Regions from separate parts of the Homo sapiens genome. Here region 1 is linked to region 2. A link is a loop called in an ENCODE intact Hi-C map of the cell type or tissue named here. Cell type or tissue: psoas muscle. All regions are shown on one strand. Links, peaks and the distances in the headings refer to the core of each region. The heading gives the core; the rest is flanking DNA.

What was found. Peaks named below come from ENCODE experiments on the same cell type or tissue, not always from the same donor. Only the 100,000 strongest peaks of a DNase experiment are listed, where the experiment ranks them.
Region 1: it touches region 2 in a loop (2.1-fold over the local background); 2 of 110 quality-filtered maps call a loop at or near these places.

Annotation. Positions count from the first base shown.
Region 1 is chr6:133,428,901-133,444,460 of GRCh38, reverse strand. All of the region lies in intron 3 of EYA4 (EYA transcriptional coactivator and phosphatase 4), which reads right to left. Among named protein-coding and RNA genes, the nearest start is that of EYA4-AS2, 20 kb to the left of the region's middle. In psoas muscle, for the core only: no CTCF peak of the experiment used is centred there; DNase peaks (open chromatin) are centred at 9,160 and 12,210; H3K4me3 peaks cover 2,173 bases; H3K27ac peaks cover 5,244 bases.
Region 2 is chr6:133,367,905-133,383,464 of GRCh38, reverse strand. EYA4 (EYA transcriptional coactivator and phosphatase 4) reads right to left here. Exons shown (of 20, transcript NM_004100.5): 3 at 1,024-1,073. Among named protein-coding and RNA genes, the nearest start is that of EYA4-AS2, 81 kb to the left of the region's middle. In psoas muscle, for the core only: no CTCF peak of the experiment used is centred there; no DNase peak of the experiment used is centred there; H3K27ac peaks cover 911 bases.

The DNA.
Region 1 (15,560 bases), core at 4,559-12,558, 61 kb before region 2:
CAGGAAATATCTCAGCATCTGCATCCTGGGAACCTGAAAAGTGATAAGGCCCAAATAGGTGGAGGGTCAAAGAATGGAAAATGATATACCACGCAGATAATTAACATAAAAAAGATGGTCAAGCTAATATTACATCACACAAAATAGGCCTCAAGATGAAGACTATCAGCAAATATAAAGAAAGGAATTGGAAAATGATGAAAAACAATAAATTATTCAAGAAGACATAACATGTGCCTACAAGCAGAGATACAGAATACATGAAGCAAAAACTGACAGAATTAAAGGAAGAAACAGATAAGTCTATGATCATAGTTGGAGCTTTTATGACACAGTTTTCACAGTAACCAACAGAAGAAAAGTAGACAAAAATAAATTTTAAAAAATATACACGTAAGATTTGGAAAGCGTTATCACCAATGTGACCTAATTGACAGTTCCAGGACACTAATACCCAATAATTATAAAATGCACACTATTTTCAAGTGCACATGGAACATCTATCAAGAGGACAGACCTGGGATATAGGTGGGCTATAAAGTAAATATTGATAGATTTTAAAGTTGAAATTTCACAGGGTATAGTATCTGACCACAATGAATTAATTTAGAAAGCAATGGTAATAAGACATATAAAAAATCCCCAACATTTGAAAATTAAACACTACACTTCCAAATAATTTGTGAACCAAAGGAAAAAAAATCACAAGTAAATATAATAAATATTTAGAACAAAATGATAATGAAAAGATCAAATCAAACTGTGGTATGTAAATAAAGTAGTGATTAATGAGAAGTTTATACCTTTAAATGGTTATATTAGAAAAGAAGAAGGATTTAAAATCTGTGACCTAAGTTTCCACTTTAAGAAACTAGAGGAAGAAAAGGAAATTAAACAAAAGGTAAGTAGAAGGAAACAATAAAGAGTAGAAATAATTGAAACAAAATCTGTGAACAATAGAGAAAATTTACAAATCCAAAAGATGATCATGAGAGATACCAATGATTTTGAAAGGGTAATAAGGAAGTATTATAAACTATATTATGCCAATTAATTCAAAGACACACAAAATCAGTGAATTTCCTGAAAGACACATTTATTAAAATTGATCCAATTAACATAGAAAATCTAAATAGTCCTGCATTGATTAAAAAACTTAATTTATAATTAAATATTTATCAAAAAACCTCCAGGGCCATATGGTTCAATTAATAAACACTAGCAAACTTTTTTTGCTACTGTTATTTAAAAAAAAATTTTTTTTAGTAACAATTTTTTTAATAAATTCTTTCAGAAAAAATAGAAGGAAACACTTTTCATTCCATGGTAGGAGACCAGAATTACCCTGACCCCAAAACCAGAAAGGAACAATTTTAAGAAAAGAAAATATGGATATATATTTCTTATAAACATAGATGAGAAAATATTTAACAAAATATTCTCAAATCAAACCCAGCAATAGAAAAAAATCATGACCAAGTGCGCTTTATGCCAGTAATGTAAAGCTGATTTCACATGTGGAAATCAATGTAATTCAATATATTAACATAATATTATTTCCATGAGTGCAAAAAAAATTTGACAATATTCATCATCCATTCATGATACAAATTCTTGGCAAACTAAGAAAAGAAGTATTTTTCCTCTGTCTGATAAAAGCACTCTTGAAAAGTCTATAGCTTATATCATATTCGGTGATGAAATAATGAATTATTTCGGTAGCAAGCCAAAGACATCTGCTTTTCCTACTTCACCACAATATTCTACTAGCAATCTTAGCCAGTACAAGACAAAGATAAATAAAATAAGCAAAGTTTAGAAAGAAAAAACTTTAATTCACAAATGATTTAATTGTTTATAGAGAAAATTCTGGGAAATTCATACCCCAAACCCCCAAACTACTAGAACTAATGAGTGAATTTACCAAAGTTACATGTATAAGGACCTTGCCAGTACTAAATAAAAATATTAACTAAAAAAAACCCTAAAAAATTATAACTTCAGTCAATGCCTCTCCAGTTCAAATGTTGAAATATAAAAGCAGTGATTTTTCAGAGGGATGGAAGTTGGGCTAATCATAGTCTAGCTCCAGTTAAGCTCAACTCTAGGAAGGGTCTCAGTGAACAGATCCTCACCTTAACTGCCAGAGGAAAGAACTACCACTTTTTGGGGAAATAAAACACAAAAGAAATACTATGCTTCAATCGCTATTGATTTATTGTATATAATGTTCAGAACATTATAAATATTTTGTGACCTAACAAAAAGCAGAAAAATATGACTCCTAGTGGACAGAAAACACAGTAAATAAAAGCAGACCTGTTTATGACCCAAGTGTTGAAACTAGCAGATAAGGATTTTAAAACTAATGTGAATATATTAAGTAACTTATAGGAAAAGATACACACAAAAGGTATATAAATATTTATATGCCATATATAGGTATTAATATATACATATCTGCCATATATACATCTGTCATATATGGATCAATACATATATGTATATAACATATATATAAAAATATATGTATTGTTAGATATGAGTTCTAAATTTCTTTTCAAAGAATCAATATGTCAGTATTGATTCTTTGCCTTCTACTTTTAAACTTAACTTCCTCATAAAGCAACCCTTTTCAATTACCTGTTCCACCCTGACTCATTCTGATTACCTGCTCCACCCTGACTCATTCCAATTACCTGCTTCACCCTGGCTCATTCTGATTACCTGCTTCATCCCAACTCATTCCAATTACCTACTACCTGCTCCGCCCTGACTCATTCTCCACCCTGGATAACCATTTTTTTCCACCAGACCACTCACCCTGTCACTCTCTTTAAATTAGCCAATCAGAATTAGTTTAGCCATCTCACCATAGCCAATAGGGGAAAGACACGGCAGCAGGGGCTATGTGCCTCAGGGGTAAGAACCCCTTTCCCTCTGTTGTCCAGGTGTGCACTCACCATTGCTCTATCTGTAAGTGCGCACCCTTCTATAGAAGTATGTTGCCTTGCTGAGAATTAAAAAGAAAATTTTATATTCGAGTGCCATTTCTTTTGCAGCATTGAAGCTTTATTTATAACAGTATGTATCTCTATATTGCATAGGGAGAAGAAATGGAAACTCTTAAAAAAGAACTAAATAAAATTTCTAGAATGAAAATAACAATATATTACATAAGTATTATTTGAGTGGACTTAACAGCATATTGGACATTGCAAAAGAAAGGACCAGGATATCTGAAGCTGGGCCAATGCAAATTATCCAAACTGAAGCACAGAGGAAAAAAGTGGGAGTGGAAACTTAATTGAGTATAAGTAACCTGTGTAATATTATCAAAAAAACAGGAGAAAGAGAATGATACAGAATAATATTGGAATAAGTAATGGTCAAAATTTTCCCAAATCTGATGAAAAACATCAACCCCAGAGCCTTACAGCACCACAAACATCAAATAGGAAAAAGAAAAACCACAGCTAAACACATCAGTCAAATTCTGAAAATAACAGAATGCTTTATTAAAGCCAATCATAAGAAATGCATAGAGGGGAACAAAAATAAAGTTATATGTGATTTCTGAGAAATCCAAACTTAGCTCTTATTATATGTCTTCTCTTTACAAATATAATCAGTACTATCCTGTCCCAATGCCTTACCCAGACATTCACAACTCTCCATTCAGCTTTATCTTCAAGTAATCACCTAGTATACAGTTTCTTGTATCAGAAATGATTATTGTACTATTGTCACAATTTCCCCTTCACAATTTTAGCTTGTACAGCATCTTTCTTGTCTGATAGCTCCTGAAAACCATCTTAATCAATGTTTAAATACCTCAGAAATGCTACTTTCTCCAAACAGCTTTTTCTGGTCCTCAAAACCAGAAGTGACCTGGTCATACTGTCATATTTTTGTTATATTATTTTTACCTTCCTCTGCAGCACTTTTCACACTCTGTCTTAACTTATTGTCATTTGTGTACACGTTCTTCTAGAAAACAAATGAAAAAAAAGAAGCTGCCACAGGATGTCTGTGATAACAAGATTCTTTTTCATTTATCTTTGTTAACTCCTGAAGTGCCCTTCCTATTAAAGATGCAAATAAACAGCTGTCAAACTCAGTAGCTTCCAAACTACTAGATTGTTAATTGAATAAAAAAAGTAAGCACCTCAAATATGTGTACATATTTATTTAGGTGTCATTTATATGTGCTAATTAATTATGTACATTTTTATATAGGCACATTATAGAATATATTCAAAAGCATAGAAAGGAAGTAATAAGAATGAAATAACATTTTATAAAGAGTTGTTCAAATTACTTGACTATAATTCCTGTCTATGATAGAGTAACTGGGACCTAATATTGCCACTATAAAACTAAAACTGAGGAAACAACGTTGGAAACAATTGTTTAGATGGCGCAGGGCTTGGTCCTTGAGAGAAGAAAGAAAATAAGTGAGGTTAGCCCTTGTGCAGTAAAAAGTGTATCGTCCAAACCCTGCACATTCAAAAGAAAGGTCTGTCCCTTGACCAATTCCTGGGAGATAACCTTTAAGCCCTTGGAATATCTTAACTTATTAGAGTACCTGTGTTTAGCTGGAGCCTTGGGCCACACCAGATACTCTTTGCTAACAATGATGCTAACAATGTGATTCCTGGTGGGGGCTTTGAGCCACGCAGAATCAGTCTGACTTATGAAGGGGCTAAAAACAGTAATGAAGGTCAGCCACATGGGTGGTCAGACATGTTTATATAACTGACCTCCAATAATAGTGACCCCTGGGCACTAAGGCTTGGATGAGCATCCACCATTGGCAACGCTCTGCATGTACTGTCGCACATTGTTGTAGGGACAAATAAGTGCTATTTGTACAACTCTGGACAGAAGACAACTGGAAATAAACTCCGGTTTCTCCTGAACTCTGCCCCATATGCCTTTTTCCTTTGCTGATTTTAATTTGTATTATTTCATTCCAGTGAATCACTGCTATATCCTTATTGCCTGCAAAGCTGCCTGAAAAAGTAGTTTCTCAAGAAAAGCAGTTTCTCAAGAAACATTTCAGTAATAAATGAATGAGTGAAATGGTGTGTAAGCCATAACCATCTTAGAAACAGCTGTGAAATCAAGCATGTGAGTGTGACAAGGTGAATTTAAGTGTGAAAAACTGGGATAAATGAGTTTAAATGGCAGTCAGGAATCAGAAGATTTGCCAATCATGGAACAAACAGAAGAAAAAGAGATGTGAAATCCAAGAACAAAGATGAGCTCAAAAACAGTACCAAGTAGTATCTGTAGCACATCCCGATAACAGACTTAATTACAGTCAATGCTAAATGCTCGTAAAGTCATTATCTTCTACTAGACTCGCCCAACCCAAAGACTTTTTTTTTTTTTTTTTTTTTTTTTTTGAGACGGAGTCTCGCTTTGTCACCCAGGCTGGAGTACAGTAGTGCAGTGGTGCCATCTTGGCTCACTGCAAGCTCTGTCTCCTGGGTTCACACCATTCTCCTGCCTCAGCCTCCCGAGTAGCTGGGACTACAGGTGGCTGCCACCACGCCCGGCTAATTTTTTGTATTTTTAGTAGAGACGGGATTTCACTGTGTTAGCCAGGATGATCTCGATCTCCTGACCTTGTGATCCACCCACCTCGGCCTCCCAAAGTGCTGGGATTACAGGCGTGAGCCACCGCACCCGGCCAAGACTTTTAATTTAAATGATCAAACAAATTAATGGTTGCTTACTACATGTAAAGCACTGTCACAGGTGTTAGGATTGCTGAGTGAAGAAAACATGGCCCTACCCTCAAGGAGTTTACCATCTAAATGACAAAGCAGCGTCCTGTGAATAGAAAATTAAAGTACAGTAAGCGTCCATAAAGTGGAACAGATAGAAATTAATGTAAACTTAAAGATTCTAGAAAATGTCATCAGAAATTCTTAGCTGGGTTTTGATGAATTCGAATAAGGGATCCTGGGGGAGGTATCTGCTTAATGATATCACTGAAGCCACAAAGTAGTGTAGGGGCTCATAGCCAATCTGGACGACATACAAGATGAGTAAAGAAGGAACACCGGTCAGGAATAAAAGGATGAAGCACACACCATAGAACGGAGCAGAGAAGAAACAGAAAATGTTACCCCTGAAAAACAAAAACCTCAAAATAAAAATAGCCTTGGCATTCTACATTCCAGTCCACAGGAAACCGAAATGCAATTATCTAGATATTTACAATTTAGTTACTTATGCTTGAATTCATTTAGGTAGGTCAATGTTTCTTGCAACTAAAAGTCTTCAGAGAACAGAGATACACTATGGCTACTAAGAATACAGCAAAAATATTCCTGTATTTCCTTTTATATGTTTTGTGATTAATTTAATTGTGACACTTCATTTTCTTTTTAATTCCAATTTATACAGAATGTAAAATCTATAAATTTTACCTTAGGTTTAAGCAACAGGAAATGATTAATGGGTATCAGTTTTTACTGTGTATATATTGTATGTGATATGGTTTAGGCTTTGTGTCCCCACCCAAATCTCATCTTGAATTGTAATCCCTGTAATCCTCATAATCCCCACATGTCAAGGGAGAGACAAGGTGGAGGTAATCAAGTCATAGGGGCGGTCTCCCCCATGCTATTCTCAAGATAGTGAGTGAGTTCTCACAAGATCTGATGGTGTCATAAGTGTTTGGTAGTTCCTCCTGTGTTCATTCTCCTCCCTGCTACCTTGGGAAGAAGGTGCCTTGCTTCCCGGTCACCTTTTGCCATAATTATAAGTTTCCTGAAGCCTCCCCAGCCATGCGGAACTGTAAGTCAACTAAGCCTCTTTCCTCTATAAATTACCCAGTCTTGGGCAGTTCTTTACAGCAGTATGAAAATGGACTATTACAGTATGACACATTCTGTGTTTGGTTTTTCATATATATATTATCACCTTTAATCTTTAAAATAACGTATTAATATATAATTTTCCACATTTTACAGATGAAGAAATTGAGGCTCAGAGAGGATACACAGCAGTCCCAAGGTTACACAGATAGAAAGTAGCAGCACCAGAACTTGAACTCATGTTTATCTGATGCCAGAGCTCAGACTGTTTCTATCAATTTAAGTGACTTTATTTTATTCACACCATGAAATCACAATCAGGAATGCATATCCCTGAAATAAAACATTTTGAATAGTTTTCAGGTTACTAAAGTCAATATAAGGATCTGCTCTGCCAAATGTACACTGCTCATAATATTTAAAGGTAGTCATTCTTTCTTTCCAGGATGTTTATTTCAACCCCTTGTTAGTGGTCCTTATGTCATGAGGCCATTTGAATATTAGCATCTTTCCAGACAATATAAAAAATGAACTTAGTCATAAACACAAAAACTTAAAAAAGGAAAAGAAAGAAAAATGTAAAGACATGCAACTAGTTTCTGGGGATTTTTTTTTCCTGCAATTTTTCTGTAGCATAGATGGAATTTCTTTCTAATAATTTGAAATATCCTCTTCAAACCCAAGAAAGGGGAAGCCTTAAAACTGTGTAGTTTAGAGTCTACTCGAACTCTGAAGCCATTATTTATTCTGTACAGATCCTGGTAATGAGTCATGATCCTGCTTATTTATAAGTTGACTCCATCAGTTGTTCACAACCCAAGAAATGCAAAAGCATTCTTGATGTTCAAACACTCCCACTCATGCCAGCTTTTTCTCTTTGCATAAAGTGGACATGGGTCTATTTCCCACATTCTCAAGAGTCCACCAAAATAGCAAATTTGCATTTGACCATCAGAATGATTTTAAGGGCAAGACTTGCTCATAATTTTTTCTTCCTATGTGACAAAAGCCTCAATTCTCCTTACCTGAAAAGTAAGAATAACAACAATAGCTTCTATTCACGTAATTAAGACTGTAAGGCACCATCAGGGTAGGATTGTTTTCTAATTTGTTCATGAATTTTTTTCCCTATTCCTAGAATAGTGGAGTATATTTAGTGGGTGCTAATGAATAAAAGGAATAGAAAAAAATGTAGATAAAGTCATTTGGTTACATGGAATCAAATGTAGTCTAGTTCAGCAAACATTGCTTGAGCATCTACTTTGTTCTTGGGACAGTTCTTAGAATACAAAGAATCTTCAAAGATTCCCACAGGCTAGGCAGGAGAGCAAGGGGCTAGGTAAGGGGAGATGGAATTAGTTCTCTGATGGAAATGCATGTGGAAATTTCTTTTTTTTTTTTTTTCCTCAAGACGGAGTCTTGCTCTGTCGCCCAGAGCTGGAGTGCAACGGCACGATCTTGGCTCACTGCAACCTCCGCCTTCCGAGTTCAAGCAATTCTCCTGCCTCAGCTTCCTGAGTAGCTGGGATTATAGGCACGTGCCACCACGCCTGGCTAATTTTTGTATTTTTAGTGGAGACGGGGTTTCACCATGTTGGCCAGGCTGGTCTCGAACTCCTGACCTCCTGATCCAACTGCCTCAGCCTCCCAAAGTGCTTGGATTACAGGTGTGAGCCACCGCGCCCAGCCTGGAAGTTTCAATATTTATATGTGCAGTGTTAGATCTCCCAAATGAGTGAGGGGGGGTGTGTGTGTGTGCACACATGTTTGTGTCTGTGTGTGTGTGTGTACACGCGTGCACATGCACTTTAGAGTCAAAGAGGAAAAATATACTGTGGAATAAAAAAAGTAATAAAGCATCCTGATCAATTTAGATCTTATGAAAATTAGTAGGACATGCCACTGCTGTGTATCAGTTCCCACTTTCTGGAAAAAGTACGGGCATTTAAAAACATCAGGTAACAATGCCAGGTCATGTTAAACCGACATATTTCAGATTAGGATCCAAAAACCACTTGTCACAACTTGTAACCCTGAGCCAATTACTCTGCTGGCAGGCTGGCTGGGAGATGTGGCTCCTCTCCGCGGCACAGTGTCTATATCACTGATCAGGTGGACAGATAGTCCCAGAAGGAGGCCCTCACCAACCCATTTCCCCAGACACAGTCAGAACTGGGGTCAGCTGCAGAGATGGGAACCGCAAGAGGAAGGAGACCCTTAACAAGGACCAGGAAAGTGGTGTATGCATAAAGAAAGGAAGCTGTTCTTGAAATGTGCCAGTGACCTCATCCCTGTCCCTGAGGCCAGCATGAGTGCTTGCAGTGCAAGTGACCCATCTGCCAGGGTGACCTCAGGCCTCGGACTAACAGCAAATAAAGCCATGAACACACTGTTCTCTGGACACTTTTGCAATTTTTCCTTTCCAGGGCCTACAGCTCTAGACTTGAGACCTGCAACTCTTCCCCTTTGTTCACTATGACTCTAACAAATTTAAAACATGTCAGTTCTCTCCAACCCCAAGAAATGTGAATAAATGTTTCCGAAAACCAGAAGCATTTCCCTAAATTTTTGTTTTTAAAAGTCCCCCTTAATCGGAAAACAAAGAAATAAACAAAAATCCAATGGATTTTCCAAGCATTATTTGAATGGCACAGGATTCACTTTCTGTCAGATCAGTTCAAACCATCATTAATGAAGCAGAAAATTATTTTCCTCTAGCAAGTAGTGGAGTAAAGCCATAAGACCACAATCAAAACATTTAATGCCATCAATTGTACTAAGAAACATATCACTGTTTTTTTCTAAGAAAAAACTCTACCAGTAAAGATCAAACTGTTCACAGGATAAACAAATCTAGGTTTCCCAATGTTGTACTAACAAGAGCAAAGCATTGATATAATGTACAAAAAAAAGGTGGTAACCTATTAAAATGATCAGATTTCCAGTTCTGAAGGGACATTAAATGTCCTCAAAAGCAAAATGGAATATTGTGCTTAAGGCTATGAGAGCAGTGTTAAGAGTCTCTACTGTCAACTAAAACCTGAATTTTAAACTCTGCCTCATTTACCAGTCATGGGACCTTAGTCTCAATATTGGAGATAATAATATCCTCTGGAAGGCTAATGTGTGAATTAAATAAGATCACACAAAAAAAAGTATCCAAAGGTTGGCCTACAGTGCATCCTTCATAAATTTTATTACTACAATCACTTCTACAACACAGACAATAAAACAGCCTGGTTTGTCTATTTGAAAACTTGTAGTGTCAAGAAAATCATTTTCTTAAGAGGCAGCCCTTTCATTTTCAGATAACTTATACTATCAGAAAGTTTTCTATCCGGGGCTTCCCTGAAACTTTGGTCCAAGAAAATTCATTTATTGTCATGGGTCAAGTCTAAACCTTCTTTCATATAACAGTCTTTCACACATCAATGACCTGTCCTGCCCAAGAGCTTTTTCTCTCTCAGGGAGGGCATCTCCAATTCCCTCAGTCCACTCAGTCCATCTCAAACTCTTTTACTTTCCTAGCATTCTCTTCCATAAGATCTCCAGGATTCTTCTTTAACAGTGGTCCCCATAGTCACACAGTTGTGGTCCAAAATATGGCAAGGCTATTACAACTCTCACTTGTCAGTGTAGACTGAAGAGTACATTAGCTTTGTCCTCAGACACTGTGCAGTCCTAATTCATGCCTAAACCCAGCCAGTGAAATTCTCAAGTCTTTGTCCCATGTGATGCTTGAGAGCCCTGTGTCCTCCCAGTCGCTCACTACACATGCAGTTGGCATTTGGGACCCGAGTGAACAGCTTTTCATGTGTTTCTCCTAAATGCCATCTTGTTGGACTTGAGTCCATTGTTTCAGCCTGTCTGTTAGATTCTGATTCTGCTGTTCAATGTCCTCTTTCCCAGTGAAGTTCCTATCTCACCTACAAACTTTCTTAGCATGCCCTCAATGCCCTCACAATAAACATGTTGGCCAGCCACAGTGGCTCACGCCTGTAATCCCAGCATTTTGGGAGGCCAAGGTGGGTGGATCATGAGGTCAAGAGATGGAGACCATCCTGGCCAACATGGTGAAACCCCCTCTCTACTAAAAATACAAAAATTAGCTGGGCGTGGTGGCGCATGCCTGTAGTCATGTTGAAAAGCACAATGCCAAGGACAGGTCTTAAAGAGGGTACTAGAGGTATACCTCCAGATTTATATCAGTTCATCGGGAATAGTTATTGAGCTAATTTCTGTCTTTTTCTCATAAATATCCGAGCCTCTGGCATGCGCTTGGCTGAATTCTATGTGTTCTAAGTGTAATGCATGTCTTTGCTCTTCCTTTCTGGTACTGCTGTCACAAAAGACTATGAGGTTACTCTGGCATGTCTTTTGCCTACAGAACTTATATTGGCTTCTCATTATCACTGCCTCCTAATTATTTAAATTTAATCATTTGAGAATTTCATTTTAGAACCAGCAATTCACAAGAAGTTCAGTGGTTCACTGATCTATAGTTTATTATGCTATACAAAAATACAATTGAAGAGAATGATTTTTTTAAGCAAATTTCATGATAAAATCTACATAAGGAATGTGCTTTTATTAGATAACAATATGGATTAGGAATCAGGAACATGAATTTAAGTCTGTGATCCACCACCTAGAAAAAGTTAATGGGTGTGTGTAGATGGGTTTCCAAATATCTTCTCGGGTTTACAGGGCTAACTAATAACTAAATAACACTGAGACTCTTCCATAGACAGGCATTCTGTAGTCTTTTCCTTTCTCTGCCAAGACATTCTGTATCTTTATGAGGTTACTCAACCCATTCAGTTTGAGAGCAAGGAAGTTAGCACCTGCCACGAGGGATCAGAATGTGAAATGTGATGAGAGGGCCCTGTGATAAGTCCCTGACCTTAGCAAACAAAAATAAAACCTTGAAAAAAAAAGACGAACATGCAGTAATATACAAATCAGAGTATATTTGTCTGTCCCTGAATAGGAGCCATTAAAGTTCCACTCCATAGCAAGCAATGGTTGAAGTTGTGTACGATTCATGTAACAGCAGTGTCAGGAGATGTCAGGGAACTCCCTCACTGCCCCAGCTTTTGATACTATAACATGATAGTCTCCATGAAAAAAAAAAAAAAAGTCAACCAGCCGTCTTAGTGATAGGAACTTGGGCCCATTTCTCATCTGGTGTAATACTTCACAAAGCTGATCCAAACACAATGCAGCGCCCTGAAATCAGCAGGAGCTCAGCCCTGTGTTCAGTGCCAAAGAGCAAGATGAGAAATGTGGCTGGCATAAATATTCAATTGGGAAGTTATGGCCAATCTCCTTGCGCCGTGTGTTTAGTGCAACTCAAAACTGCTCCACCTGGTCCTTGCTGGCTCCCTCATGTCTACTGGGGCTGGCAGCTGGGAGGCAGGCTGACCCTTGGAGATCTTTTAATTTGCTGTAGCACCAGGAGAGCAGGCAGGAGGGATGACAATGCATATGCTGGGATTCAATTACAGAGCTGTCTTTTTCCCAGGTGGGAGGCACCACTGACTGAAGAGAATTCAATGCTTCCGTTTGTTAAGGTCCCTAAGGAAATGACTGGTGGTTTGCAAATGCTGGGGGCGGGGGTGGAATAATGCACCATGGTCTGCCCTCATGAAAAAGATATTGGCAAAAAAAAAAAAAAATCAAGAAAATGGACTATTTTATTGGGCTCATGTGTTATCTTTACTTTTCACTTATTTTCCAAAATGAAATCATTCTGTAACTTCTGCCCTATGAATCTCACTGCCAAAAAAGTTTTTAAATATTGCATAAAATTAGATGTGTTCCAACCATGAACATTTAAGGGGAACACACAATGTTATAAATTTAAAGCACTCCAACAGTTCCTAAAAGCTTGACAAAAATACCTGCCATATAATTCTTTCTTTACAACAGAATGTTATAATAACATTAATTTTAAGGAGACTGATCTCAATAATCTGGTAATTTGTCCCTGCTGAGGAGGGATGGTGCACTTCATATTGCACTGGCTTCAAAACAAAGTTCATCAAATACAAGAGTAAGATTGCATGAGGAGTGATTAGTCAACTAGCATCAACTGAATGATTTCTATATGAATAGTTACTTTGCTAATTACAAACCATTATCACCTATTTATTGTAGTAGATCTGACAGTGCTATTACTTGCACAAACTCCCTGAATAGGTAGCTTTACTTTATTAAATATTTCAAGGAAACAAAAAGTTACATTTGTTTGAACTTTATCTCCCCAAGCCACACTTGCCCTAGAACAGCCTATTCTCCCCAAGGCAGTTAGAGTGATAACCAGCTCAATGCAATCAGTCCTCTGCTCTAAACCCTCTAATGCCTTCTCATGTCTCTTAGAGTAGTTCCCAAATTCCTCCCACAGTCTCTAAGGCCTTGCTTCCTTATATGGCACACTGATGCCCCATTTCTTGACCTCATCTCCTAGGTGATTCCCCTCACTCACAGAGCCCCAATTCCCTACATCCCATCTCCCCAGTCTAACCTGCTGTTTGTCAAACACACCCAATGTGTTCCCAGGTGAGGACCTCTGCACTTGATTTCCCCTTTCCCAGGAACACAGTTCTCCCAGCCATTCTTCATGTCCTGTGTCTCAGCTCAAACATCCCCTGTTCAGAGATTCCCTTCCTGCTCTCCTCATACAAAATGAAAACATTTGTACTAATTGCCTACTATCCCATTATCTCATTTTATTCTTCTTCAAGGCAATTATCTCCCTGACATATTGTATATTAATTTATTTAATTGGCTCTCCCTCTAGAATGTATACTCTATGAGAGCAAGAAGCCTAGCACAAGGCCTGTCACATAATAAGTGCTCAATGAACACTTGTTGAATGTATGAATAAATTTTCCAGTAACTTCAATTAACCTACCTAGTTAGACTTAGTTACCCAGGTTTTGCTGCACTACTCAATATTACTAGTTTTTTTTGTGGCATAGTTTTATTGTTTTTTAGAATCAATTCTCTGACAAATAAAAAATATGGTATAAGAAATTTCTCCAGTATAAAGAATTTTATAATCTGATTGATGGAGAATCTCTAATATTTTTCATCCTTAAATATGAAAAGTAGAACAATTTAATAATCATTTAATGAGTTTCTACCATGCATTAGGCACTATGCTTTCTATACATTTGTAAAAAACACAGTTCTACCTGAAGTTTAAAAATTTCTTGAATTCTCCGTAAAACATGGATTTTAGCCTAAGACCAAACAATGAGGTAGAAAGTAAAATTAGTTTATTTTCTGTTTCCCCCAAATGTATTGAAGACTTGATGGAGTATAACATTTAAAATATCTCCTAAACACACACACCTAAAATATAAACAATATTCTCTTCTTTAAAATATTTCTGAAAAGGACATGATTCCATTATGTTTTGGCTGCATAGTATTCCATGGTATGTATGTACCAGCTGGAGGTCATTATCCTAAGTGAATTTACTGCAGGAACAGAAAACCAAATACCGCATGTTCTCACTTACAAGTGGGAGCTAAACATTGAGTACTCATGGACATAAAGATGGGAACAATAGACACTAGGGACTAATCGAGGTGGGAAGGAGGGAGGGGCAAGGGTTGAAAACTAACTGTTGGGTGCTGTGTTCACAATCTGGGTGATGGGATCATTCACACCCTAAACCTCAGCATCACACAATCTACTCATATAACAAACCTGCACATGTAACTTGTGATTCTAAAAGTTGAAATTATAAATAAAATAAAAGAAAACTGAAGAAAAATATTTCTGAAATCCACCAACTCCATAGGATAAAAACAGCTTTCTTTTTTTCCCTTTCAATGGATGAGAAGTCAAAGAGACTTGACAAGTTGACTAAGTTCATACAACTGGTCACTCAAAGCCCCTTCATCAGAGCCCAGTTAGAAATCACTGACTAACTTTGAAACATTTAATTGATGATCATGAAAACAAAACAAAAAAGAAACCCCTGATTCTCATTATTTCCCCCCTCTAGCTATTATCTTTATCGTTTCTTTCAAAACTCAGAATCTTGAAACTAGACTCAATTCCTCATAACTACTTTTCCCCTCACAGTCACCCTCTATCCACTTTAATTAGAATCCATGGTGTGTCTCTGGGGTCACATTCTAATTACTGCTCTCATGGGCATTTTTCCGCCTCTCCTTAATTCTTCCCTTGACCCATTTGGTATATGACAATGTTAATAACTTCTCCTCAACCTTTCTCCCTCCTAAGCTTACTAATGCTTCTGTAGTGCTCCTTGTTGTCTGCTATGCATTAACTGTCTCACTTCCTTTTACCTAACAGAATCTTAATTTTTATTCAGGTATTCACCTCTCACCAGCAAAGGCTGGTGCCTCAAAAGAAGCTAAATCTGGACAGGTGCAGTGGCTCATGCCTATAATCCCAGCACTTTGGGAGGCTGAGGCAGGTGGATCATGAGGTCAGGAGTTAGAGACCAGCCTGACTGACATGGTGAAACCCCGTCTCTACTAAAAATACAAAAATTAGTCGGGTGTGGTGGCGCACACCTGTAATCCCAGCTACTCGGGAGGCTGTGGCAGGAGAATCGCTTGAACCTGGGAGGTAGAGGTTGCAGTGAGCCGAGATCATGCCACAGCCCTCCAGCCTGGGCAACAGAGTGAGACTCCATTTCACAAAAAAAAAAAAAAAAAAAAAAAAAAAAAAAGAAGCTAAATC
Region 2 (15,560 bases), core at 4,897-12,896:
CTCACTGCAACCTCCGCCTCCCAGGTTCAAGTGATTCTTCCACCTCACCCTCCCGAGTAACTGGGATTACAGGCACCCACCATCCATCATGCCTGGCTAATTTTTGTATTTTTGTAGAGATGGGGTTTCACCATATTGGCCAGGCTGGTCTTGAACTCCTGACCTCAGGTGATCCACCCACCTTGGCCTTGGCCATTAACATTTTACCTAGATATGCAATGTTTTCATGTACCAAGAAAATCACTACATGCACTATATGCGGGAGCAAGTAGGACAAAATAAAACGAGACCCATCTCTCAACTGAATACACATAGGTTAAGTCATATCACTCATAGCATAGTAAGAACATGTGTTTATTATTGTCATAGTATTTACGATACTTTTACTTATCCATTCAAAATTGCAGCCTGGACTTTGAAATGAAAGCAATGAAAATGTGTAGGTCTAAAAAAATCTGTTGGGCATCTGGTTCAACCACAAACAACTAAATGGTGCTAAATTCCTATATGAAGTGGCCTCACCACTTTAATTCATCATTTCCACAGGCTCCAAACAACCCAAACGAGAATGCCAAATTAACTATGAGTTTCCTAATTTGACAACATTCTCAAAATCTAGCAATGTTTCACTGCAAAGAAAAAGAAATATCATAGTTTTTTTTTTTTTTTTGTAAACACAGATTTGACAGTTATTCAGTATCTGGCACAATTTTAGATTCAAAACATTATAAAAAGAAATTAGAACAAAAAAATGAACATTAACTTAATGCCAAGGGATTTTTTTTCACGTATTTCTAGAGATACTTCCACTATTGTTCCTTAAAACTGACTTCAATCACAGTCCCTTTGACTAATATTATGAGTAGTGGTACGCTAGCCAGCATGATATACAGTTTCCATCAAGATAAGTTCTTCAAGAAGCTCAATGTTTCAAATCACAATTGTGTCTCAGGTATAACATCTTACTAGTGCTCCGAAACTGCAATTCTCCTTAGGGGAGTCTTGGTCTTTATTTTACTGTACCTGGAATTCTGAGATTGTGAAACATCTGATTCTGTGCACGTTTTCTTTACCTGTAAGAAAAGAGTACTAGTTATTCTCATATGAAAATACAACTTCCTCACTCAGGTTCACACACTATTAAAGCGGATATAGCTCTGTTCACCAAGTTCTCTATAAAATACCCCCCACACTTTACAGCAGCAGCATACAGTACTAAATAGTGTATTTCATTATTATCCCATGAACAGCTGCCAAATACACTTCCCTGGACTCCATTAGTATGTAAAATGTTCAGCTGAAATAACTGGGGATAAGCCTAACCAGGAACAAAGAAACCAAAGAACCAGGTTTCCCACTTAGGAACTAGAAAGCATACTGTTCTCAATCCACTAAGAAATGTTTTTCCAACTGATACTGCTTCTGTCTCCTACTAAAAGCACATAATAATAAACACCAGGTTTTGATGCAAAGCACAGCATTAACTAAAATGTTCATACACTAATTTTCATTTTCTCAGTCTAGTGGCTGTATGTTTTATATATGTCTCAACATATCAATTAAGTTTAGCACTGCTTCACACATATATTTTCAGTATATCTTGCAGACTATATTTCAACTTTGTGGTTTTTAACCCACAGAGGTAAAGGATGAGAATAACTCATACTTCTAGGCCATGCTATCTATTTCTGGACAAAAGTATGTGGTACATCCTCTAAAGATGGTGAAATCCATAGATTTTCACAATTGCACTTCAAGCACTTATATCTATATCTGATTATTATGGTCTTAAAAGTATATGCAGAGTAGACTAAACTTCAAAAATCTCTTGGTTAATATGAAAAATGTACAATATACATTTATAAGCCCACTATTTCTGGGTGTTCATATTTCAATAACTTAACTATGCAACCTATGGAATCCAAGGAGTTTTACTTCCAATATGTGGTTTGGAAGCAAAAAAAAATTCTACTGAATATATACCATGAGGAACATGTGTGCAATGTGAATTGCAATATGAACAGTACCACTTAAAAGTAAGTCTTAAGCTTTGAAGATACAGCATTGTCTTTCCAACTCACAAAGTAATTTTTTCCTCCTCTGTTTCAGAAAAATCCTTAACAAACAAACTCACAAAAACCCTACATTTTCAAAAATCCCGTCTTTTGCTTTTAATACAAAGTCTAGACATTTTTATAATCTGGGAAATCAATTATTTTCTTGATTAACTCTGTAGTCTCTTTTGCATCTTGTGTATACACTTACACAATATGAAAATAAAACTGACCAGCAAAGAGACTGTCATCCTGTTTTATTATGTAATGTCTTCTATGCCTTTAACATGGTAATCAGTACCATGAGATGGAGGGGCAAAAAAAAAAAAAAAAAAGAAAAAAAAAACGGTTTCACAGAGAGAAGAGAAGAAAAAGGAGGAGGAGGTAGAGAAGGAGGAGGGGATGAGGAAAAGAAGAGGAAGAAAAGGAAAAAGAGAAAGAAGAGGAGGAGGAGGAGAGGGAGAAGAGGAAGAAAGGAGGAGGAAAAAGGAAGGAAGGAAGTAACGGGAGGGGAGGGGAGGGAAGAAGAAGAAGAGGAGGAGGAGGAGGAAGAGGAACAAGGAGGAGGAGGAAGAGGAATAAGGCGTAGGAGGAGAAAAGGGGAAAGGGTGGGGAGGGAGAAATACTTTTTTAAAAATGTAAACATAAAATTAACTCCAAATCCCACAAGTCTTATGTCCATTAAATTTGTATGAGGAAAACAAGAATTAAAAGGAAAGCATATCTGAAAAAAAAAGAACCTTCTTTCCTACTGGTTCTTGCCTATGATTTATCACCAAAAAACTATATGAACTGCCCAATGAATACACAGAAATTATCCCCAGGTGAATGTCACTTTCCTCAAGACCATGATGACTGGACCTTGGGACTGGCTGAGGAAGCTCCAGACCACCACAAACTAGACATATGCTCGCAACTGAAAGTCAGAGACAGACAAGCTTCCTATCATTTAACTTTTTTTAGTCTTTAACACCCACGGCTTTCCAAAGCATAATTACCCCAAAGAACTTACTAGAAAGTTCTGCTTGTTTTAATTTATTCTCAAAGTAGTAACAGTAAAGGCAGAGAACACATCTACAGGGTTTTGCTATTTAGTACCCACAGAGTCCCACACTTATAACCAATGCTTAACAGGCATGTGATGAAAGAATGAATTAGAAATTCCTTTAGATATTAAAATAACCATTTAGCAGAGTGGTTATTTTTAGAGGTTTCATTCATTTGTTCTTGGTCAAATGAGAGAAGAATAATATTTAGGATACCATGACTACTCTAGGGGAAGTCTATCTAAAGTATTGTGAGTGTTCATAGAACAAATTAACTTAGCCAAAGGAAGATGGAGAAGGCAATGAAGAAAGTAAGTTCTGAATTGAGTCTTCAGAGACTGTATGTGGGAAATAGTAGGTATTTCAGTGTCAAGAAGTTTGCCAGAGGAAGCATATTATGAAGCCCTTATATACGGTAAAGAATTTGGAATTTAACCTTTGGTCAGTGAAGACCATTGAAAGGTTGTAAAAAAACAAACTGGGTAGAGATGCTATAGAAGGTAATGTGGAAGGGGGATGAGGTGAGGGCTGAAAGTTGGGAAAAGCCTAATGCAACAAAACGGATAGTAGAAGTTCCATGAAGGCAGAGATGGCATTGATCTGGTACATCATTATATCCCCAGCCCTGAGTAGGTGTTCCCCAAATGCTACTTTGAACCATTCAATCTGTCAGTGAGAGGTGGTGAAGACTCAAGACAGGAGCCATGGGGTGAACTGAGAGGGTGTTTTTGACAAACACTTCTGAGATAGAATTGACAGAATATTGTAATTGATTGAAGTGTTAACTAGAATATTATCAGATCTTTTTATCTGTATTTGAAAAGAAAGATTAGATATACCGAAGACAAAAAAGGTTATTTTATGACATCTTCAAATTACTTCAAAACCCTATCTTATTTCTGAATTAAGGTAGAGGAGTTAAAGGAATCATCAAGAAAAATATTTCTAGGGTTTTGATCAAAGAAGTAGAGGCAAATGGATAGTTTTACCTAATTTGAACACACTCTTCCATTTGAGACTTCATTAAATGGCAAGTGCTGACCCATATATGCTATATAAGAAAGAATATTCTTATAAAACATATAGAACCTTCAATGACTATCATTTAGGCAGGAGTGCAGTGGCTATTCATAGGTGCAATCATGGTGCACTACAGTCTCAAACTCCCTAGTGTAAGCCATCCTCCTGTCTCAGCCTTCCACGTAACTGGGTCTACAGGTATGCACCATCACCCCAGGCTTACTTCTGAATGTGTTTTGAATGAAGTGGAAAACAAGCAGGTCAAGAAATGAGTCAGAATTTCATGCCAAAAAGTTAAATTCAAATCCTAGTTTTCACAAGACACACAAGGGGGTGGGCCAATAAATAAAAAAATAAATGTTGAAAATTTTTCCATAGAAATACACACACACACACACACACACACACACACACACACCAAGACAGAAAGGATGAATAGCGTAAATGAATGCAACTTGCTGCAAATAAAGTGAACTTTAACCTATGCAATATCTCTTCAGAGAAATTATAAAAATACAGGAAAATTCCAAGCACCATGAAAAAGAGTTAAATATTTAACTATTTTAAGAAAAGCAACTATTAGTATTCAATGAAAACATAAATATCAAAATTCTAAATTTTTGAGATGAAGGAATGGGTGAATAACAGCTAAAATTTTTGAGTGTTTTCCACATGCCAGGCACAGTGCTTAGATATATACAATTTTCTTCCCAGTTCCCATATAGTAACACTGAGAAGCAGAAACAACCTGAAAGCAAGTTATGTAGCAAATTTCAACTCCAGATCTATGAAGGCATTTTAACCAGAACCTATGAAGAACCTAAAATTCATAAACATATGAATTAAAAATGTTCAAAATGAAGATCAAAACGTCTTAATATTTAAAATTTGACTTCAATTACATAACAATAATAATTACTGCCATTTATTAAGCAAATATTCTTTTCCACTCACTCTGCTAGACTATGTATATATATAATCTCATTTAATGCATGTAGACAGGTATGATTAATAAAATCCTCCTCTTATGAACTAGAAAACTAATGTGCAAAGAGGTTCAACAACTTGCCTAATATCCCACAGCTAACACTAGCAAGGCTGGAATTACAACTTAAGGCCACACATCAAGCCTTTCATTCTCTCCTATGCTACATTTGCCAGTTGTGTTCATTAGTTTACTTTCCTTTCTTTTTAAAATCTCACTTTATTGAGGTATGATTGATATACAAAAAGGTACACCTATTTAATGTATACAACTTGATGAGTTTGAGATAAGAATGCACCTGTGAAACTACCACTGTAATCTATGCTGTGAACATATCCATCACTTCCAAAAATTTCCTCCCAAATTGTGTGTGTGTGTGTGTGTGAACATAATATAAATCTACTCTCTTAGTGAATTTTAAAGTATACAATATTAGTGCCTATATTGTTGCTATAGGCACTGTTCTGTACAGTGGATTTCTGGGAACGACCCACCTTGCATAAGTAAAACTTTGTACCCTTGACTAATATCTCCCATTTAAAACTAAGAGTGGAAATTAAAGTTCTGTGGAACAATTTTCAAAGAAGAACCTACTAGTTACTTTTATAATACATCAGTCATTAAAGGAATCCTTTAAACTAGACTACTGAAGTAACCAGTTTTTACCAAGCACTAGTAACATTTAAACTCCATGTAAGCAAAATAAATAGTAGTTTTGAAAAAATTATCCAGATATCTCTAGCATCCACCTCCGCCACCACCCCAAAAACAGCCAAAAAAAAAAAAAAAAAAAAACTAATGTGAAAAACAACTTCTGCGTTGTTTCTTTTTCTGTCCAAAATATCAAGATTTGCTCATTCAGCAAGGCTTTACTGAATGCCTGAGATATCCGAGGCAGTGTTCCAGCCACAGAGATGAACTAGACGTAAGCAGTTTGACACAGGAGCCACTAACCACACGTGGCTATTTAGAGCTTGAAATGTGGCTGAATTGAACGGAGATGTGCTGTTAGTGTAAAAAGCACACCAGATTTCAAAGTCTTACTATGAAAAAGAGGAAGTAGAATATCTTAGTATTTTTGATATTGAGAGTAAAATGATATTTTGGGTATACTGTGTTAAATAAAATAATTTCTCCTGTTGATTCTTACTTTTCAAGTGTGACTACTAGAAAATTTAAAATACGCATAGGATTTGTATCATTTTTCTACTGAACAGCACTCACCTAGACCAACAAACACCTGTCTGCCCAACAAACACCTCCTCCTCTAGTGGAGGAGACATACAAGAAATAAGTAAACTGGTAAATGAACAATACAATGCCAGCAGTGGTTAAGTGCTGAGATGAAAATAAAGCAGAATAAAGGAGTAGAGAGGACTGGTCAATATTATTACATTAGTCACACAATTATTTTTAAATGTCATTTCTCTTATTACACAACACTATGCATCTCTTATTTCACAATACTATTCACCCCTCAAGCTTTTTAGGTTGTATTTACGTAAGTAACATAAAGTATACTTTAAAATAAAGAATGTGTGATTTGGTATTGAGAATAATTAATACTTTCAATATCTGGAAAATATATGTAGAAAATACCATAATTTCTGGACTCTTTGGAATTATGACTATTACATTCATATATAAAAATCAATCTTAATTTTTTTAATGTTTCCAAACCACTAGGTGCTTTGAGAAGCTCACAATCTTTTGAGGAGAATTAACTCATAAAAAAAGTTTGCAAATAAGAGCAAGGTTCTTTTATTATATCTAGCATCTTCCAAAATAGCTGGGCTCAATTATCCCAATTATCTTCTAGTGAATAGTTCTGATTACAAATCGTGAAACATTAATGGGAATAAAAAATGTAAAGAATAGAATAATGTAAGAAGACATTTTCAAAAGATCTCTTTTGGAACTTCATTTTGTTTTGAAATGAGCATTAATAATTGAGTCTTAGGACATACTATACACTGAAAACAAAAGGTGGATTCAGCAACTATAAATTCGAGATTAAAATTTCACAAATGAAAGTTTATGTAATAAATAATTTATTAATATATATTCTTATGGATGGTAAGACTACTTCTTCACTGAACTGTGTAGAAAATATAAAATATAATGTAAATGAGATTAAATGCACTATTGCTTAAGGAAAACATGGATAAGCAGATAGAAAAATATTTTTTTCCAAAAATGGAGATTATATTACAGATTATTGCATGCCAAACTCTTTGTAAACATAGAAAACGATACAGAATTACTGTGAACAACAATTTAGACTTGTCGGCTTTGTTGGCATTTCTAATGTGAATACTCTAAGATGTGAATCTGACTGAATAAGTGATATTTATTTCAAAAAACTGTAGTATATCAATGCCTAGAGTCTTATATGAATGCATACTTTATGAAATGAATTTTATGACTGGGTTGAATAAAATTGTTGTAAATTATTGCCTGATTAAGCAGAATGGTATCTAACTTTAGTTACCTTTGGCTTCTAATTTAGCGAAAATAAAAGACTTCTTGAAATGTCCATGGCTATGTGACATTTTTCATATTTTCTAATACTTACAAGTTATCCATATTTGAATTTTAAATTAAATAATGTAATTTAAAAGTATTTTAAATAATTATTCCAGCTTTATTCCAGGAATAGCTGTCATGTTCTTATTTAATGCATCTCAATTGACTGGCCCTTATCACATTAATTTTTTTAAAAATTGATAACCGACTGATACAGGGTTTAATGGGCTGCCCTAGATTATCCTGGTTTCTAGTTAGCAGCATTTAATACATATGAATTAAAATATATCCTTTCCTATTACATATGTCCTTTCCTATTACATACCTCAGGAATGTATGAAGGAACATAAAAAAATGTAAAAGTAGGTATTAACTTAAAAATTGAGTCCTAATGTAATAAATGAAATAGGCAAAACATAAACAATTTTTACAATATAAGCTTTTACTAAAAATTATTCCAAAGTTTACTTACGTACAGGTGTGAAAGAAAATATATACTCATATCCTAAATATAATATTTAAAAGTTAATACCACTCAAGGACTTCCCATAAGATGTACACTTTACTGTGATAACCTATGATTATTTTTGGATCCAAGTAAATATGATTTATGTTGTGAAGATCTTCATAGGATTGGTGTACTGCTAGGCCCATAGGGATATAAACTTGGAGATGCACTTTCTCAACTGGCTAAAAATGTGTCAACACTTCTCAATACGACTCATTTTCTATCTTTCACTTACGTTATACTTCACTTCTTAACTTTTAAAAACTCGAAACATTAAATCTTTGCAACACAAAAGTTGTCACCAAGAGTTTTAAAAAATATATCTCTGTTTTAATATGTTTATACAAATTTGAGAGGCTTTTCAAGGAAAATAAAATGGCATTTTGCCAAATGGTGGTCAAAAAATTAAAGTCTTAGAAATACAGTTTCTAAAAATCCAATTATTAAATAATACAAAACTTTTAATAAAGTGTCTTTGTTTTCCTTAGAAACAAAGATCTTGCAGCTGTAAAATGTATACATTTCTGAAATTCTTTTCATGTAGTTAGGGAAGTCTATTTATTCCTCCATTTTCTTACTATATCACTTTTCAACCTCTTTATCATTCCTTAACCAAGCTTCTCCCTGGCAAAACCAAAACCGTGTTTCTAAAAGCCCAAATCACCATTTATTGACTATGAAAGTGAGAGGACTCTACTGCATACCTGGAAGTCTGCATCTACTTCCATTCAAAGAAAACCTGCCATAACCCTTCTTTAACTGCTACACATCAAAGATACTATCAAATACTCTAAGTGCAACAGTAGACAAAATAACATACCTATTAAGAATAGTGGAGTTAGATAATTAATAAATAAAATCCACCACCAAAAACCTGAAGGCAAAATTATTTTACTCCTTTAGTATTGGGCTGTCACAGGCAAGATCTCACTTGATTTCTGGCCTTTAATGCGAGGGCCTTCCAGGACCCTGGTTTGGGGGAGGGAGGTTAGACAAAATCATGCACTAGGGAGGAATTATGTTTTAAGTGGAAAAACTTCTATAGTCTATAACTCTTCATCAACTACAACTGTCACAATAGCTTTCAAGTGATTTGAGAGTTCATAGCAAGGTTGAATATATTCAAAAAGCAACTTAGCAACAATAACAGAAAAACAAAGCACAATTATTTATGTACAGTATGTAAGTATTAAACCAAATGTCAAATCACATTAACCTTTAAAATGCCAAAGCACGTTTTCTCCTTATCTATGCCACAGTCCTTTTTCACCTGCCATAAATGCCATATCGGCTTTATGAATTATTTAGGAAAATTTCAAACTCCTTCTAATGGTATATTTTTTCATTATTACCCAGTGGGGCAGGCAAAGGTAACACATTACTTTTTAAAAAATGCCACAAAAGGAACCATAATATGCTTTAACATATCATGTTACAGCTCATATGAAAGCTCCCATTCTAAGATTGGAAAAAAGACTAGATTGTCCAGCCTTGATACTATGCATAAATACTATACATAAGCGCTAAAAGAATTTTTTTCCTCACAAATGTGCATGATAAACAAACACCTAAAGAGATACTTCCTCATATATCTTGGTCTTCTTTATACCTTTTGTTTATATGTTTCTTTGCCGTCCTGGGTGTCACAAGAAAGATGGATAAATGCTTTACAATGTATTAGCATAGCAAAAAGAGCAAAATGAATATTCTAAAGAATTATCACTTAATGATCATAATGTTAATTTGGTAGAATCTTCTGCAGCGAAATTAAAATTGCTGACTACTGTGCAGCTTCGCAGTGAACCAGGAAAGAAGAATTCCAGCAGTATTACATATCAGAAACTTTAGATTTCCCTGCATTAAAATGAATATTTATGAATTCTCACAAATATTGCTTTAAAAATCATCTTAAAAATTTAACCTAGTCCCCTAAATAGAGAAAATTTGCTCATGTTTTTCGCAACATATTCTATATCTTTATAAATTTTTTTAAAGATATTGGAATGTTTTGGCCACAAGGTTAAGAAAAACTCACCCATTTATCAAGATCTGCCAAGCACAAAAGGACCCCAGACAAGCCAGTGCTCTACCACTTAACAAATGCAGCTCATCTTGGTCATTAAACTTCAAAAGAATTTGGCCACAGGCATAGTTACATATGTTTCCAAACATAAAATATCAATCATTATGTAATATACTCTAGTACACCATCATTTACCTATTAAGTAAAAATGACAACTAACCTTTTCAATTTGAACAATAATTGACTATAAAGGTTGTCTCACTTACCAATATAAAATTGTTCAATTCATATGCAAAAGTTTTGTTAAAGTTTATCTGTGTGCGTATGTCTGTATAAGTACATATATATGCCTAAACTTTAAAAAACATTTTAAAAGTATATATAAAAACTCTCCTAATGTGCCCAATAGTATCACCATAACTTTTAAAAAAATTAGAAATTCTTTAACTTTAAAAACAAATTGATAGAATGCACACAAAATTTTAAAGCAATTTTAAATTTAACAACATATATCTCTATATATCTGTAGATTAATTTATATAAAATATAAATATTTCTAGAACAATACATTGATAAAATAATTATGTAAAACAGGCATATTTTTGAATTTTACAGATTTTATCTTCTTGATCTTCCATTAAAATAGCAACATTTATAAAGAGAAAATTCAAGAATGTTGGCATCAAGTTCTTTATTTTTAAAATTAAGCTTTATACAATAAAAAAAAATGTATTTATAGCATGCTGGATTGAATCTGATATTTTCCACAACATCGTAGCAACATTTTTGAGTTTTAAAATCTATTTTAAAGTAGTTTTATATTTTATATTAAATCTCTCTTCTATAACCATTGTTATAAAAAAAGATTACAAATCACCTTTTCTCAGGTTTTAATCCTAAAATAAAATTCTTCATTAGTAGTTAATAAGACACTGACTGTAGCATAATTTACACACCAAGAATGCAAATTATATGATTTGTTTGAGTAGAAATACTCAAATTGTCAAATTAAAGAAAAAACAATTTAAATTACCTGTAAACTAAGAGCTGAAAATAGTTCTATGTGAAACATTTCACACATACAAGCATGTGACCAGAAGAAACAGCATCATTAACTGTGTAACTTCAACTAAAATCTAAGAAATTTATTACAATAATTTTTATATGCAGAAGCTTATTCCTTAGATGAAAGTAAAATTTAGTCAGTTAATTTCACAATTTTTATGTCCCTAAATTCTGGACTGTCATAAACAATTAAATACACTCTGCAGTCTAAATGTTAAAGGGATTCATACAGCAGGAATGCTCAAGGGTTAAAGAGTATAGGAATTATAGATTAGGTATATCTGTAGTGAAGGTCTCATTCTAGGTAAACCTAATAAATAATTGAGATATACTCACAATTTCTTCCTCTTTGACCTCAATTAAAATGGCTTTCTGGGAGCTGGTTCTAAGGACAATTTATCCTGGTTTCCTCAATACACGTAGGAAGTCATCTGGCTTTTCTATTTCTTCAACAGCTGCATTACCTGTTAAATTTGGCTTGCACCATTTCCCTAAAGCAAAATGTGTGCCACCCCTGGACTCACACAACCATCTCCCTCTACAGGGTTGCTACAGGATCAAAAAGTTAGATCATACAATTTTGAAACTGCTAACGAGAGTAATTTATAAGGAACTTGGAGAAGAAAAGAGAAAAACCAAAGTAGAGATAAAAAATTGGCCTCTCTGTCCCTCTTCTTCCCCCTGCAAAAAGTTAGAACCCATTATATGGTTACTGGTATTTGCTTTTCTTGGTCATTTTTGATAAGTAACATTTTAGTGGTTTAGTGAACTTTCGGTTAGAAAACAAACAAAACGCAAAATAAGGTAGTGTAACATCATTATTCAATTGCAGAGTATTTCAGAAAATAGTACCTACAACTCAGAAAAGAAGTGGGAAACTGGATAGTGCTGACTGATGCTCAGTAGACCCCGTAAACCAAACGGGAAAACTTATTGGCTGGGATAATCTATCCTCCCTTTCTTCCAGCAGCTTCCCTAACTATCCACCTCTAACAGTAAATCAGTACTCGCAAATACTTAGAATAGATCTATTTTCTCCGCCTGAATTGTGTTGTTCTCACAAGAATAAAATAGTCCCAACACAGCAAAGCTTCCCTCAGTCGTCTTTAACAAAACAAATGCTGTTATTATTTTGACAATTCTCCCACATCTCAACCCTCTGATGCAGCAAAACAGCAATTTACACTTCTTCTTCTTGAGAAAGACACAAAGATATATTTAAATAATTTAAACCAAAGCATACCAAAGCCTTCCACATCAAGGTTTTAAATCAAAGTATGTGCTCAGTACACATCTAAAGGAAGGTAAACCTCACTAAACACTACAGGATTCTTTAAAAAGTTAAAATTAAACTTGATCTTACTATTATGGTTTCAGGAAAAAATAGTTCCATAAATGGAGGGAAACACTCATTCTCTTAAAAATATGACATATCTATCAAGATGACTACATCTCAAATCTAATGAAAAGTTCAAATTCAGCACAAATTTCAAAACAAATTATGCAGAAAAAAGCCTTTCATTTAAATAGTTGGTATTAGTTTTTTAAAATCCTGCAGTAGCATGTACTATTAGGGGAAAACAAAGTTGACTGTTAAAAGTTTTGTAGTGAAATGTAATCTATTATCACTTATCACGTTACCTGCATTTCTCCCAACATTAACATAATGTAATTTGAATAGCTGAATTTTATAAAGTAAACAAAGACGAAGTGTGTTTCACACTTTAGCCATAAACAGATCAGGGATTTTCTCTAATTGATTGGCTTGCTCAGTTCCTATGTACAAGTTTCTTCTATCATCCTTGTACTAAAAAACTGTGAAAAATCTAAACAACCTATTTTAACAAGAAAAATATTTTTCTCTGAGATAGAACTGCCTACACTTAAATGTGTGACTGCCCATGGAACATAATAATAATGATAACGCTTCAACCAAAAGCTAAATGCAACTTACCTCATTCAAAACCCCAAAACCTGAAATTTATTCCAGCTGTATTTGGAAGTCAGTTCTGTAGTGCGTGTGTGTGAAGTTCAGCAGCCAATAAATTCCAGTCTCCATTGTCAGTAGAATGAAACTGTGTCGAGGTTTACAGAATGCTCTGAGAGGTTTATAGTCTCTAACCAACACCCAGGTAGCCTTAAAAGCACCTTGCTCTGGCGTGAACCTTCGGGCTCCAGGAGCAGTGCAGTTATGTAGGTTAAATAGGAGGAGACCTGGATAGTAAACACTCCTGGTTCCGACCAATGGCTTTCCACGCCCTTCTGTTTATAGTAAGATGACTTGATGTCAGAGGTCACCCTCATCAGCAGCTCCTGTCTTTCAGTGAAATCTAACGTAGGGCATTATCTGGAGGTGCTTTTAATGAAGCCACATCTCCTGACTCCTAGACTCTAGCAACCTGCTGTCATGGTGATACATTCATAACCCATTGTTGTAAACCACTCAGAATTAAATCCCTGCATTAAATTTTCAAAAAGCAAATTTTACTTTAAATTTCTTTAAAGCAAAACATTTCTGTAGGAGAAACACTTTATGGCAAGTTAATATCAATAAGGATGGTATTCATTTAAAGTTCCCTACCAACATTTTACATTTTTGTTTGTTCTCGTTTTTTTGGATAAGACAAGGTATGTAAGATTTCACTTTCATTATTACTTCACTCTAAAAAGTACAGGGCTCTCTTCTAGTTTTAGGTACACATGTATGTCAACAAAATGGAAAGATAATTACAGACATTTTTATTTAATTTATTTTGTATATATTTTCATCTGAGGTAGACTGAAGGGATGAACACAATTATAAATGCTCACACAGATGTTAACATTTTATGTAATATATTTTATAAAATAAAGTCTTTTATGTTTACGAAAGAGAGGGATATATTAATTTCTAATGAAATGAAAATGAAACAAGAATAGATAAATTCAAGAGATAAGGATAATGTGAGTAATCTTAATGATTAGATAATAAAATCAGATAATAATGCTATTATCTGATATTAACATTCCCTTTTATTCTAATAGCTTATGAAAAATAATTATTTTCTTTAAAGAAAACAGTATCTTCCAACTCATCTCTCATCCCTTCAAAAATGTCTTAACAGATCTTAAAAGAAAGATTAAACTCATTTCATAAGTTCTTCAGACAGTATTTCAGTGTAGCATTTCCTGTCTCTAATTTGTTTATCTAACACTGAGTTTATTTCTTTTTTTCTCATAATCTTTACAGTTTGGCTCTAAATGATACAGTGACGTACAGGAAAAGAGTAAATACTGCATCTGAGTAATTTGTAGCACAAGTATTTACTGAAGTCATTTTCATTTTCAAGGGAGGATTGAATGAAGAATCATTTACCTATTTCAGGTTTGGACAGCACACAGACGCCCCAATGGCTTTAGGAACTGAAGACGGCGCTGTCTCCCTACTAGTGTCAGCTGCTTCTGCTGCGAAACTGGGTGAGTGTGTGCATTCCACCTGCAGCACATGGTCAGCCCAGGTTTTGATGCCACTATGATATTTATATGACAGAGAGCTGCCTGACTTCATCAAAGTTCACAAAGCATGTGGATTATTTTAGAGCGCCAGAGATCCCATTTTGACAGACGCAATTCTTTGTTCCTAGTATGGTTAGGATCACTAAAAATAATGTCTTTGCAGCCAAATACTTTCAAGCAGTTGGAGCCTGTTGAGTATTGTGGTATAAATTATATTTTTAAAGTTCAACTGAATATGCTTTTTTAAATGGCTACTTTCTTAAGGGACTGTAAGTCATTCAATATTTTCAAAATGCTTATGAGCTCAAGAAACACTCACTGAAGCAAAATATATGTCTGTTCCTGTTACAATAGAGGCCCAGTGAACCTTGCCTAAAACTCTGGGAGAATAAGTTCTTCATGCATTAAAGAAGCCTGGGTGGATTGTAATTTTCTTCCCTAATCTTAAAGCGGGGCGAGGTAGGAACAACAAACAAAGTGTGGTGAAGACTTTATAAATATAAACGTGAAAACAAATGTCATTTGCAGTTTCAATTTTTAAAGAGTACAAATAACTATAATTTTTCTGATGAGAAATATAATCTTTATCTCAGCTTACACCAGGACACCAAAGTGTTCCTAGAAACAGAGAAATGGTATCCCTTTACTTTGTACCATTATAACCAAGTGGGAAAATTGCATAGATGATTTTTAATAACATTTTATAAACAGAGATGTCTAGGATGCCCTTCTGGTTCCAGCATACTGCCACCAATTAATTATGTGACCTGGGAACAAACATAGAGGTTTCCATCTCAGAGTGCCAGTATTTATTTTTGAATATGAACCACACATTCTG